2 separate regions of the Homo sapiens genome follow, and region 1 is linked to region 2. A link is an interaction called in ENCODE POLR2A ChIA-PET data of the cell type or tissue named here. Cell type or tissue: IMR-90. All regions are shown on one strand. Links, peaks and the distances in the headings refer to the core of each region. The heading gives the core; the rest is flanking DNA. Region 1 overlaps SYNE2 (spectrin repeat containing nuclear envelope protein 2). Region 2 overlaps SYNE2 (spectrin repeat containing nuclear envelope protein 2).

Region 1 (5,380 bases), core at 236-5,235, 74 kb before region 2:
GTGACAGTAAACTATGATCATGCCACTGTAGTTCAGCCTGGGTGACAAAGCAAGACCCCATCTCTAATAACAATAATAATCCATTAATTTTACCAATAGAAAACCATTTCTCACATTTGCTCTGCTCATTAGAAAAATGACTAGTGTTGACTGAGACAAGGGGCTTTAAAAGAAATTTACAGACATGCCTGGCCGGCATCATCCCTCGTCAGTCCCCATTTGCCTCTGTGCCATTACATTTGCAGCTGATTGCAGAATTATTTCTACTTCCCTCCCCTCGCCCCCACCATCCACACACAGGTTCTCCTCTATGTTTGTCAGAACTCAATCAAAGCACCCTGACCCCCTCCCTCACCACGTGCCCACTGACTGTGCCTTCCTACCTACTCCCACATTTCCATTAGCTCATTTCTTCCTATTTTAATTTTTTATGCTGCTGCTTGGATGCCTCTTTGTAAAAGGCCATAAACAAGGCCAAGATGGAAGCAAATAAATAAAACAGGCTTCCCTAGCACCCCATGTAGCATCATGTGTCAGAGACTGTACTGGGCTCATCTGTCCACGGGTCTGTCGTCTACCAGATTGTGGGATTCTCAAGGCAGGCTGGCACATCAGCATGCCTGTTATACCTGTCACTGCCTGTGAAATTCATAGGTGCTTAATAGTTGCCTGAATATATCTATTAATAGACCTAAAAGGCTGCTTTTCTATAAATGTTAATTTCTCTTTTTTTTTTTTTTTTTCCACTATTCTTTGCATACAAGAACTAAAATGAGGCCAGGTGCAGTTGCTCACACCTGTAATCCCAGAAATTTGGGAGGCTAAGGCAGAAGGATCACTTGAGGCCAGGAGTTCAAAACCAGCCAGGGCAACATAAGACCCAGTCTCTACCAAAAAAAAAAAAGTTATCTGGGCATAGTGTTGCACACCTGTAATCCTAGCTACTCGGGAGCTGAGGCAGGAGGATCACTTGAGCCAGGAGTTCAAGGTTCAAGCAGTAAGCCATGATCATGCCACTGCACTCCATCCTGGATAAGACCCCATCTCTAAAAAAACAAAACAGAAAGAAAAAAAGAAAAGAAAATGATGAAAATGATTGATGTATACTTTAATGACTTATCCCAGGGCAGAATGCTTCAGTTCAGGTAAGCTTGCTAAAGTGGCTTTACTCTAGAAAAGTTAAGGACTGGAGTTGATGAAGCATGAAGACATTAGGATTGAAATATTCCGAAGGGCTTCTAAAAGCCATTGATGACTGGAAAAAGGCCACGTTTGACATATTATAATTATCAAGGAAAATTGTATAGTTGAATAGAGTGGGGAGGTTTGAGATGAGATTATTAATCCCTCAAGTTTGATGCCTCTATACTATAAGCAAGCACAGCTTCTTAAAGAAGTATGTTCGTGATAAAGTCAGAGGAATTTAGATATTTTAAAAATATTTAATGCTGGTTCTCACAGAATGGAAAAATAGGACTTGCAAATTCTACTGAATCTCCATAATTAGCAAAAGATTATTTTTAATTCCACCCTGATTTATGTGTAGCAAATTGGAAGTTAAAGTAAGACAAATTAATTTGCCGGTGAAGTGGGAGTTGGGAAACTTGAAGGGTACTGTTAGGCCTCAGTGAAGCAAGGTCAGATGACAGGACTACTGGGCTAAATCCGTATTATTCTGCAGAGCAAAAGAAACGAGCAACCCCACCGTGTGTGGTTGTTCGTGTGCTGCTATTGCCATGGCTTTTTTTTTTCTTTTCTTTTTTTTTTTTTTTTTTTTTTGATACAGGGTCTCACTCTGTCACCCAGGCTGGAGTGCAGTGTTGCAATCATAACTCACTTCAGCCTTGAGCTCCTAGGCTTAAGAGATCCTCCCACTCTGGGCGCGGTGGCTCAAAATTAGCTGGGCATGGTGGCACATGCCTGTAGCCTCAGCTACTTGGGAGACTGAGGCAGGAAAATGACTTGAATCCCGGAGGCGGAGTTTTCAGTGAGCCGAGATCATGCCTACTGCAGCATGGGTGACAGAGCAAGATTCTCTCTCAAAAAAAAAAAAAAAAAAAAAAAAAAAAAAGGATCCTCCCGCCTCAGCCTCTCAAGTAGCTGGGACTGTAGGCGTGTGCCACCACACCCAGCTAACTTTTGTATTTTTTTGTAACGGCAGAGTTTTGTCATGTTTCCCAGGCTGGTGTCAAACTCCTGGGCTCAAGTGATCCACCTGCCTTGGCCTCCCAAAGTGCTGGGATTACAGGCGTGAGCCACTGTGCCCGGCATGGCTGTTGTTTATGCTGCCATTTTTGAAGGGTGTGTGTGTGTGTGTGTGTTGTTACTTCCTTTTGTCTGCTTTGTAGTCATTTCTTACCAGTTTTCTTTACATTATAGGGGAATTATGACAGCTTATTAGTAAATAAGTGTTTTTAGAAATCTAGTTAGTCAAGCCTTTAGGAGAGACTGTTTTATAAATTCAAAGAAGGAAAGTGATTTAATATTAAAGTGTTTTCATTTATAACTTTGCAGATGAAAAAAGTTAAACCTATGATAAAAGAAACATGCTAATAAATAAGGCTGTCAGGGTGTGAGGGAGCGAGTTAGGGTGGCAGAGATGGACAGAGGTAGCAGCTGACTAAATCTCATTGGCAAAGGCTATTTCAGAGAAGTCGTTTTGTTTCCTGGGTGCCTTTGTAACCAGTCCAGAAGAATAATATTTCATAAATTCACCCACATGTTAGTATGGGTGGATTGTTACGACAGTGAGAGGTTTTCTGTTCATACGCTATATATTCATGTGGCTCTAAATTCTAAAAGCATAGAGGGTCATACAGTGGAAGATTCCTCCAGCTCCATTCTCTCATCATCCGTTCTTACTCCCAAACCTAGCTATCAGTTTCTTATGGAACAGATTTTTTTCCCTTTTTCTACTTTCCAGTCCAGAAGACCCCTGACATTCATTGGTTTAGAGTTTGTGATTTCCACCTTCCAAGAGTGACCTGAGGGCTCCTCACGTGGTAATCTGGCAGTTTTGCGGGACTGGATTTCAGTGCTCCTCTGTGAGGCTAGCACAAGGGAGCTTGTCCCTCCCAGGGTACAAGCCACCTGCTCAGCTACCCCATGCCCACGAGGCACTCATGTTTCTCTTTCCTTATGGACCATGCAGTGATTCTTACAAAGGATTTAAAAAAAAAAAAAAAAAAAAAAAAAAGCTGGGATCCTTAGGCAAAGCAATTTTCAAAAAAAAAGCTGGGATCCTTAGGCAAAGCAATTTTCAAAAAAAAAAAAAAAAGGCTGGGATCCTTAGGCAAAGCAATTTTCAAAAAATAAAAATAAAAAAAGCTGGGATCCTTATGCAAAGCAATTTTCAAGAGAGAAATAGAACATGAGCTAAGGGTCGTTATCTTGAGGCCATGCATTCAGAACACATGCATCTGGATGGGAATGTAATGCTAAAGAAAGTATGCAGAAGCGCGTCCCAAATTTGTGAATTGGGAGACTTGAGGGGAATTCAAAATGAATCCCTCTGAATGCCAAAGATCTCTTGTGTTTTCCAGTTTCTTTGTAATGAGCATGTAATGCTTTAATAATTTTTAAAAAGTTTAAACTTTTTCCAAGTTGGATTTCAACTGCAATCCTGAGAAGGACAAATAAGCAGCTCCGACCGTCCTTCCTCTGAGTAGAGTGGCACCATTGCTGCTGGCCTCATTCATCTCTGTTTTCAGACTGCTGGCCCCATGGTGTCCTTTGTAGTAGAGGGATCCTGTAGGTTTTTAAAAATGTATCTATAAAGAGTAGACCAGGTCAGGGTGCCTCTTATGAGTGAATTAATAAACTAAGAGGTAGAAAATGATTAAAGTTATTACTGAACTACCAACAGTTATATCGTCTGTCATTTATATGATGCTATATGGTTTAAAGGCACCTTCTTGCTCGTGATTTTATTTGAGTTCTTAGCTTGGCACACATGCTGTGGGTATCATCACTTTTTCCAAATGAGAAAATGGAGACTGAAAGGTTCGATGACTTATGCCTGGTCAAACAGCCAGTGCAGGGCAGACGTGGAATGGGGACCAGATCTCGGACCAGCATCCTTTCTGCTCTGCCATGATGGTTCAGACGTGTTGCCTAGATTCTCCTAAAATACAGAGTTGTGTCATATGTAATTGAACTAAGAGTATTATGATTTAAATTTCTTTGATGTAATGCTATTTAATTATATAATCTAATGACATTTTTACTTGAAAAGAGTGAACTCCTGTCTCTGACACCTTATTAATTGTTTTGTAATATTGTGCATTGAAAACCTTTTCCTCTTACTCTTCCAGGATATAGAAAATCAACTTGCAATTAAATCCAAAGCACTAGATGAGTTGAAACAAAGTTATCTGACTTTGGAGAGTGGGGCAGTGCCATTGTTAGAAGATACAGCATCCCGAATTGATGAGTTATTTCAAAAGAGAAGCAGTGTTCTCACTCAGGTACTAGAATTCATTTGAAATGTGCTATTTCTCTTCACATATTCTTTTACCTTATTTGTCGTTGTAGTTGTTTTCGTCCTTTACTCATGGAGACTCTCTATACCAAACACTGAAAAGTTGCTGAGAAAAATTGAAGTAAATTAGAAGCATTTCAAGTCCCATTTTATGCACTCAATAATTAGAGGCAAAGCCACCAATTCCAACGTCATTGACAGGCTGCAAATCCACTTGGTTATCTTTGTTTTGTCTAATGTACTCACTCAGACATAAATATCTCCATACCCCAAACCCAACAGAGTATCTGGCATTGTTTCCTGGCAAGATATACAGAAACAGTGATGAAGCAGTGTCTCCATGTACAGGGAGATGCCTCAGGGAGGAAGTGATCCTGTATCATGTAGCCTCTATGAGCTAGGAGCATAGTCAGCTCCAGGAGGACTCTAAAGTTTGGAAGAAACACTACATGGTGTTGAAGAGAGAGTATAAAGGAAGAAAGGGTGCAAGACATCTAATAATCTTACAAAAGGCATGTCAATGTCAGCATTTTACCCCTTCCAGGAGGAGAGCACCAAAAGAGAGCGAGCTCAGGCATCTCTAGACATTGCAACCTTGACATTTTCCCACAACAGAGGAAGAGAACTAAAAATACTAACCAATTATACCAATCAATTGGTATAATCTATCAATGGTATAATCTATACCATCAATTATAGATATGTCCATGTTTCCTAGAGAACCTTCATTGTGGGTTGTCACCTACTAAAATCTACTTTCAACCATTTGTACCAAGAGGGAATAGGGAATAACCTGCATGAAATCCATAGGCAACACTCAGCCTCATTCCTCAGTCCTCATTCCCCCAGGAATGTAGCAGAAAAATAGAGATGAGCTTATTCAGTCATTTGTTAAGCATA
Region 2 (5,342 bases), core at 343-5,342:
GGCAGCACACTCAGGTAGCCTCGCCTAGTATTTCAGGAACTGTGCCAGTGGTGTTTGCCTGTAAATGCACGAGTTCAGCCCTAGTGTTCCTCCAGTTGGTGTTTACCGAGCTGCCCTTTGTAGTTCTGAAGCCAAATGACTTGCAGGAATGGAGAGCCACAGTCCACAGAACTGAGGACATAGGTGCTCTCGATATCCTGAGGAACTTAAGGCCATTTGAGTGGAAGTATTTTTCTCTCGTGAATCCTGCTCATTGGGGAGAAATATGGTGCTCATTTGCTTCACACCTGTGATGAGCTGAATGGGTTTTCTGTATCCACTATGGAAAAATCTTTCTTCTTGGAGGAGAGTCGTGTCCTGGTGTATTTGTCACTAACACACCAAGATGAGATTTCTGTATTCTCACTGGTGCTCAAGGTGACATTTTCATCCATAAATCTGTATGTGGTTTAAATATTTTAAATTTTAATCAGAGTGCTAGCCATTGTTTAAAAATACAGCTTCCTAAAATGTTTGCAAAGCAAAGCAGTGGCGTCCAGTAGAACTTTCTGAAGTGATAGAGATGACCTGTGTCTGCACTGTCTAATAACCTCATGTGGCTTAAAGCACCTGAAATGTGGCTATTATGACTGAAACTGAATTTTTAATTTTAGTTAATTTAAATAGCCACATGTAGGCCGGGCACGGTGGCTCCCAGCACTTTGGGAGCCTGAGACGGGCGGATCGCCTGAGGTCAGGAGTTCAAGACCAGTCTGGCCAACATGGTGAAACCCTGTCTCTACTAAAAATACAAAATAAAATAAAAATACAAGAAAAATTAGCTGGGCATGGTGGCAGGCGCCTGTAATCCCAGCTACCTGGGAGGCTGAGGCACGAGAATCGCTTGAACCCAGGAGGCGGAGGTTGCAGTGAGCCCAGATCGTGCCACTGTACTCCACCCTGGGCGACAGAGTGAGACTCCACCTCAAAAAAATAAATAAATGAATAGCCACATGTGTCTAGTGGCCATATTGCAAGCAAGATAACCACCCTTAACAATTAAAGCCCGTTTGCCTGGTATGAACCTCTATGGTTACGCTGCTGTTTCTCGGTTGATTGACTTTAGAGTTTCCCTTTACTTCCTTCCGTGGTGGATGAGGGACCTGGTCTTCCCACACCACTTGCCTCACTTCTTTCTTCTAATTTCTCCAGCATCACAATTGTCTTCAGAGTGAAAAGAAATTAAAAATAGGGGCAGGGCATAATACACTTGCTATCTAAATAGTGCTGGGCTGGAGGACACAGGCAGATATGAGAAATAGAGGATTCTCGAGTTGAGTACTACCCATCATTCATTCTGGAATTTTTCTGGTACTGAGAAAAACCTCCTGTGTCCACACTCGCTTCCCTTTGGACAGGTCACTGTTTCACACACTTTATCTGTTTTCAGCAACTGGAAAAGGAGCTGGTAGAACGTCAACCTCAAGTGGACATGTTACAGGAGATTTCAAACAGCCTTCTCATTAAGGGACATGGAGAAGACTGTATTGAAGCTGAAGAAAAGGTGCATGTTATTGAGAAGAAACTCAAACAGTTACGGGAGCAAGTGTCCCAAGATTTAATGGCCTTGCAGGGAACCCAGGTGAGTCTACTTGTAGCTTTTAACTGTAAAGATTGCCGTATTACATGCAGACAGGACAGCAGTGTTGTAGCAATGCTCTAAGACAGAGGCCAGAAGCAAGGGCCAGGTGGTCCGAGTGGGGCCTCATGTCGTGCCCTTTTTCTAGCTGTGTGGACTTAAAGAGCTGCATGAGCTCTTTGAATCTGTTTTGTCATTTTTAAAAGGGAGTGGCGGGATGACAATTTTTAAACTTTTTTTAAAGGAAGTGGCTAATTTTTGTATTTTTTGTAGAGAAGGGTTCTTGCCATGCTGCCCAGGCTGGTCTTGAACTCCTGACCTCAAGCAATGCAAAGTTCTGGCATTACAGGCATGAGCCACCATAGCTGGCCTACTTTAAAATGGGATCCAACTCAAAACAAAGGGAATACCCAGACTGTGGCCTCACCAGACTTAGGGCAGGTCTGTTTTCTCCTAAGCAGCCAAAACTAGACTCTCTTGATGGCCACATGATCTCATCACCGACCTGTGATGAGCTCACCATCTACTCAAACTGCTGCTGCTAAACTCAGTCTCCCCAGCTCTGTGCTATGGGTTGGTTTTTAATATGGGTTGGCTTTTCCTTGTTTACATTCCTTTTTGTCCGAAAAAGTCTGTTGTTGTTGGGAGTGAGAGCAATAGAAGAGCCCCTTCAGGAAAGATTTAAGGCTGGGCACAGTGGCTAATGCCTATAATCCCAGCACTTGGGGAGGCCAAGGCAGGTGGATCACTTAAGTCCAGGAGTTTGAGACCAGCCTGGGCAACATGGTGAAATCCCGTCTCTGCAAAAAAAAAAAAAAAAAAAAATACAAAACCAGGTGTGGTGGTGCATGCCTATAGTTCCAGCTACTCAGGAGGCTGAGGTAGAAGGATTGAGTTTGGGAGGTTGAGGCTGCAGTGACCTGTGATTGTGCCACTGCACTCCAGCCTGGGTGACACAGTGAGACTGTCTAAAACAAAACAAAACAAAAAAAGATTGATTTAAGGTAGGGGAGGGTGAGCTATATCATGAAGAATATGCATGAAACACATTTCTGTGCTCAACCTTTGGGGTCTGAATTTCAGAACCCAGCCTCACCCCTGCCCAGCTTCGACGAGGTAGACTCGGGGGACCAGCCTCCTGCAACATCCGTGCCAGCTCCCCGAGCAAAGGTAAGAAGCCCCTTCCTTCTGTGAGAACCTCACTGGTTATTTTTTAAAGTCACTAAGATGAGGGAAGCTTGGGATTCCAAGAGCCCATTAGCCATTTCAGGACAGCACAGGTCTCTGCTGACCCATAGAGAGGCTTACAGTCTGCCTCTAGTCACTCTTCTTTGGGATCACAGTAGGTTGTGAATGAGAGCTCTTATAGTGTCGCTAAAGGGGTTCCCTGATTTTGCCATTAAAAACTTCAACACACTTGACCCTGAAACTGAGTAGATTAACCTAATTATTTCCTACTTCAGGTGACGTTTAATCTCAATTGTATTACTCTAGTCTCCAAAGTTTGGCTGTAACACAACATAAAGGTGGTATATAATTTAAGGGAGGATTTTTTTTTTTTTTATCATTGATAGGACTAAACTGTCTTCAACTTACTAACTGGAGTTTCTTTACCCAGCAGTTCAGAGCAGTGAGAACTACAGAAGGCGAGGAGGAGACAGAGAGCAGGTAACGGGGCTTTACCGTGACAGCAGTGCGTTCCCCTGCTCCACACTCCCACTGACTCAGTCTTGCCAATGCCACTATCAAGGTCCTTGCAAAAATCTGGTTTTCTTTTGTCTGGAAAGGGCTGGTTTTCTCCTCTGAAACTGAACCCCAACTGTTGGCCCTATTTAAATCTCAGGTCTTGGATTTCTTACTTACATAAGCAGGGGCTTAGGTAATAGAGTGGGTTGTGCCTGTGGAGCCTCCCAATCAGCTCTCAACCTCCTCTGTTGGCAGGGTCCCCGGCAGCACACGGCCACAGCGCTCCTTCCTCTCAAGGGTGGTCCGGGCAGCCCTACCCCTGCAGCTGCTCCTCCTGCTGCTGCTGCTCCTGGCCTGCCTGCTGCCCTCCTCCGAAGAAGACTACAGCTGCACTCAGGCCAACAACTTTGCCCGGTCCTTTTACCCCATGCTGAGGTACACCAATGGGCCACCCCCCACATAGAGGGCATAGCTGGCCACAGTGCTACACCACCTGCCTGATTGCCAAGGGTGCCCAGCACGTGGCCCCAGACCAATCTGAGTGACTTAGTGTTGGCAAGGTCCCGGGACCTGTGCAGACTTCTTCTGGGCTTACCCAGCACGGGCTCCCTGGAGCCCAGGGCAGCTTTCAGATTGTGTTCCTCCCCAGGAGCAGGGAACCTGTGTGGCAGGTGCCCCGGGTATTTTGGCAGAACTAGTTGATTAGTTTAGGGATCTCTGGAAATGTCAGTTTCCTGAAGAGCCAAGCACTTTGTGAATTCTGGTTTGTTTGTAAAACAGCATTATTATAATGTAGGTATGGTCAATGAGCAGTGGTGTCCATCACATATATTATAGAAGCAAGCGAGGACATTCCACCCTAGAAATGGTTCAGAAACTCATAGGCACCCTTAGCTGATGGAAACAATCAATCATATTTAATACGCTTAGAATCAGTTTTACTCCAATCAGCTGGCAATTTTGAGCTGCCGGTTATACACCAAAATGTTCTGTTCAGTACCTAGCTCTGCTCTTTTATATTGCTTTAAATTTTTAAAGAAATTGTATTGCATGGATGTGGTTATTTGTGCATATTTTTTAACAATGCCCAATCTGTATGAATAATGTAAACTTCGATTTTTTTTTAAAAAAATTAGATTTTAGCTGGAGCTTTTGACTAATGTAAAGTAAATGCCAAACTACCGACTTGATAGGGATGTTTTTGTAAGTTAATTTTCTAAGACTTTTTCACATCCAAAGTGATGCTTTGCTTTGGGTTTTAACTGTTTGGCCACGGCGGGGGTGGGGGCGGGGGGTTGGTACAGAAACTTGAAGCTGTTTGTGATATGTACAACTCAGATGTTTCTCATTAAAAAACAAAATTAGCCAGACTTCTGTTGTACTGAATTCTGTAACAAAGCAGTTCAGTGGTATGCTTAATCTTCCAAAAAACAAAAATTATTATTTTTAAAATATTTGGAGAGGGCCTTTTATTCTAAGTCTTATTTACAGAATTAACTTAGCTCTGGACCCTCGTGTATGTGTAAATTAAATTATTCAGCGTGTGACCCTCAGCTATTGTAGGGAATGGCAAAGGCAGCATGGCATGAGAGGTGGACGCAAAGGGAAGGATCTTATACCCAGTTTACTCTACTCTTTTTTTTGACAGAGTCTCACTCTGTCAGTCACCCAGGCTGGAGTGCGGTGGCCCAATCTCGGCTCACTGCAACCTTTGCCTTCCAGGTTCAAGCCATTCTCATGCCTCAGCCTCCTGAGTAGCTGGGATTACAAGCACACACCACCATGCCTGGCTAATTATTATATTTTTAATAGAGACGGGGTTTCGCCATGTTGGCCAGGCTGGTTTCAAACTCCTGACCTCAACTGATCTGCCCACCTCGGCCTCCCAAAGTGTTGGGATTACAGGTGTGAGCCACCGCACCTGGATTCCCAGCCCTCTCCATGGCAAATGAACAGGCAAAGCCCCTTGTTGCCCATTTAAGTCCAGTAGCATTTTACTTTCTACCTAAACAAAGAGGATAGGCATCGGCATTTCCCC

What was found. Peaks named below come from ENCODE experiments on the same cell type or tissue, not always from the same donor. Only the 100,000 strongest peaks of a DNase experiment are listed, where the experiment ranks them.
Region 1: POLR2A ChIA-PET joins it to region 2 with 10 read pairs; 4 of 35 experiments call an interaction of 5 or more read pairs at or near these places.

Annotation. Positions count from the first base shown.
Region 1 is chr14:64,148,251-64,153,630 of GRCh38, forward strand. SYNE2 (spectrin repeat containing nuclear envelope protein 2) reads left to right here. Exons shown (of 116, transcript NM_182914.3): 85 at 4,314-4,466. Among named protein-coding and RNA genes, the nearest start is that of MIR548H1, 56 kb to the left of the region's middle. In IMR-90, for the core only: no CTCF peak of the experiment used is centred there; no DNase peak of the experiment used is centred there.
Region 2 is chr14:64,221,760-64,227,101 of GRCh38, forward strand. SYNE2 (spectrin repeat containing nuclear envelope protein 2) reads left to right here. Exons shown (of 116, transcript NM_182914.3): 113 at 1,430-1,621; 114 at 2,702-2,788; 115 at 3,240-3,286; 116 at 3,560-4,674. The coding sequence ends at 3,767. It also overlaps a transcript of ESR2 not described here. Among named protein-coding and RNA genes, the nearest start is that of ESR2, 70 kb to the right of the region's middle. RefSeq lists enhancers at 3,220-3,721, 3,722-4,221. In IMR-90, for the core only: no CTCF peak of the experiment used is centred there; no DNase peak of the experiment used is centred there.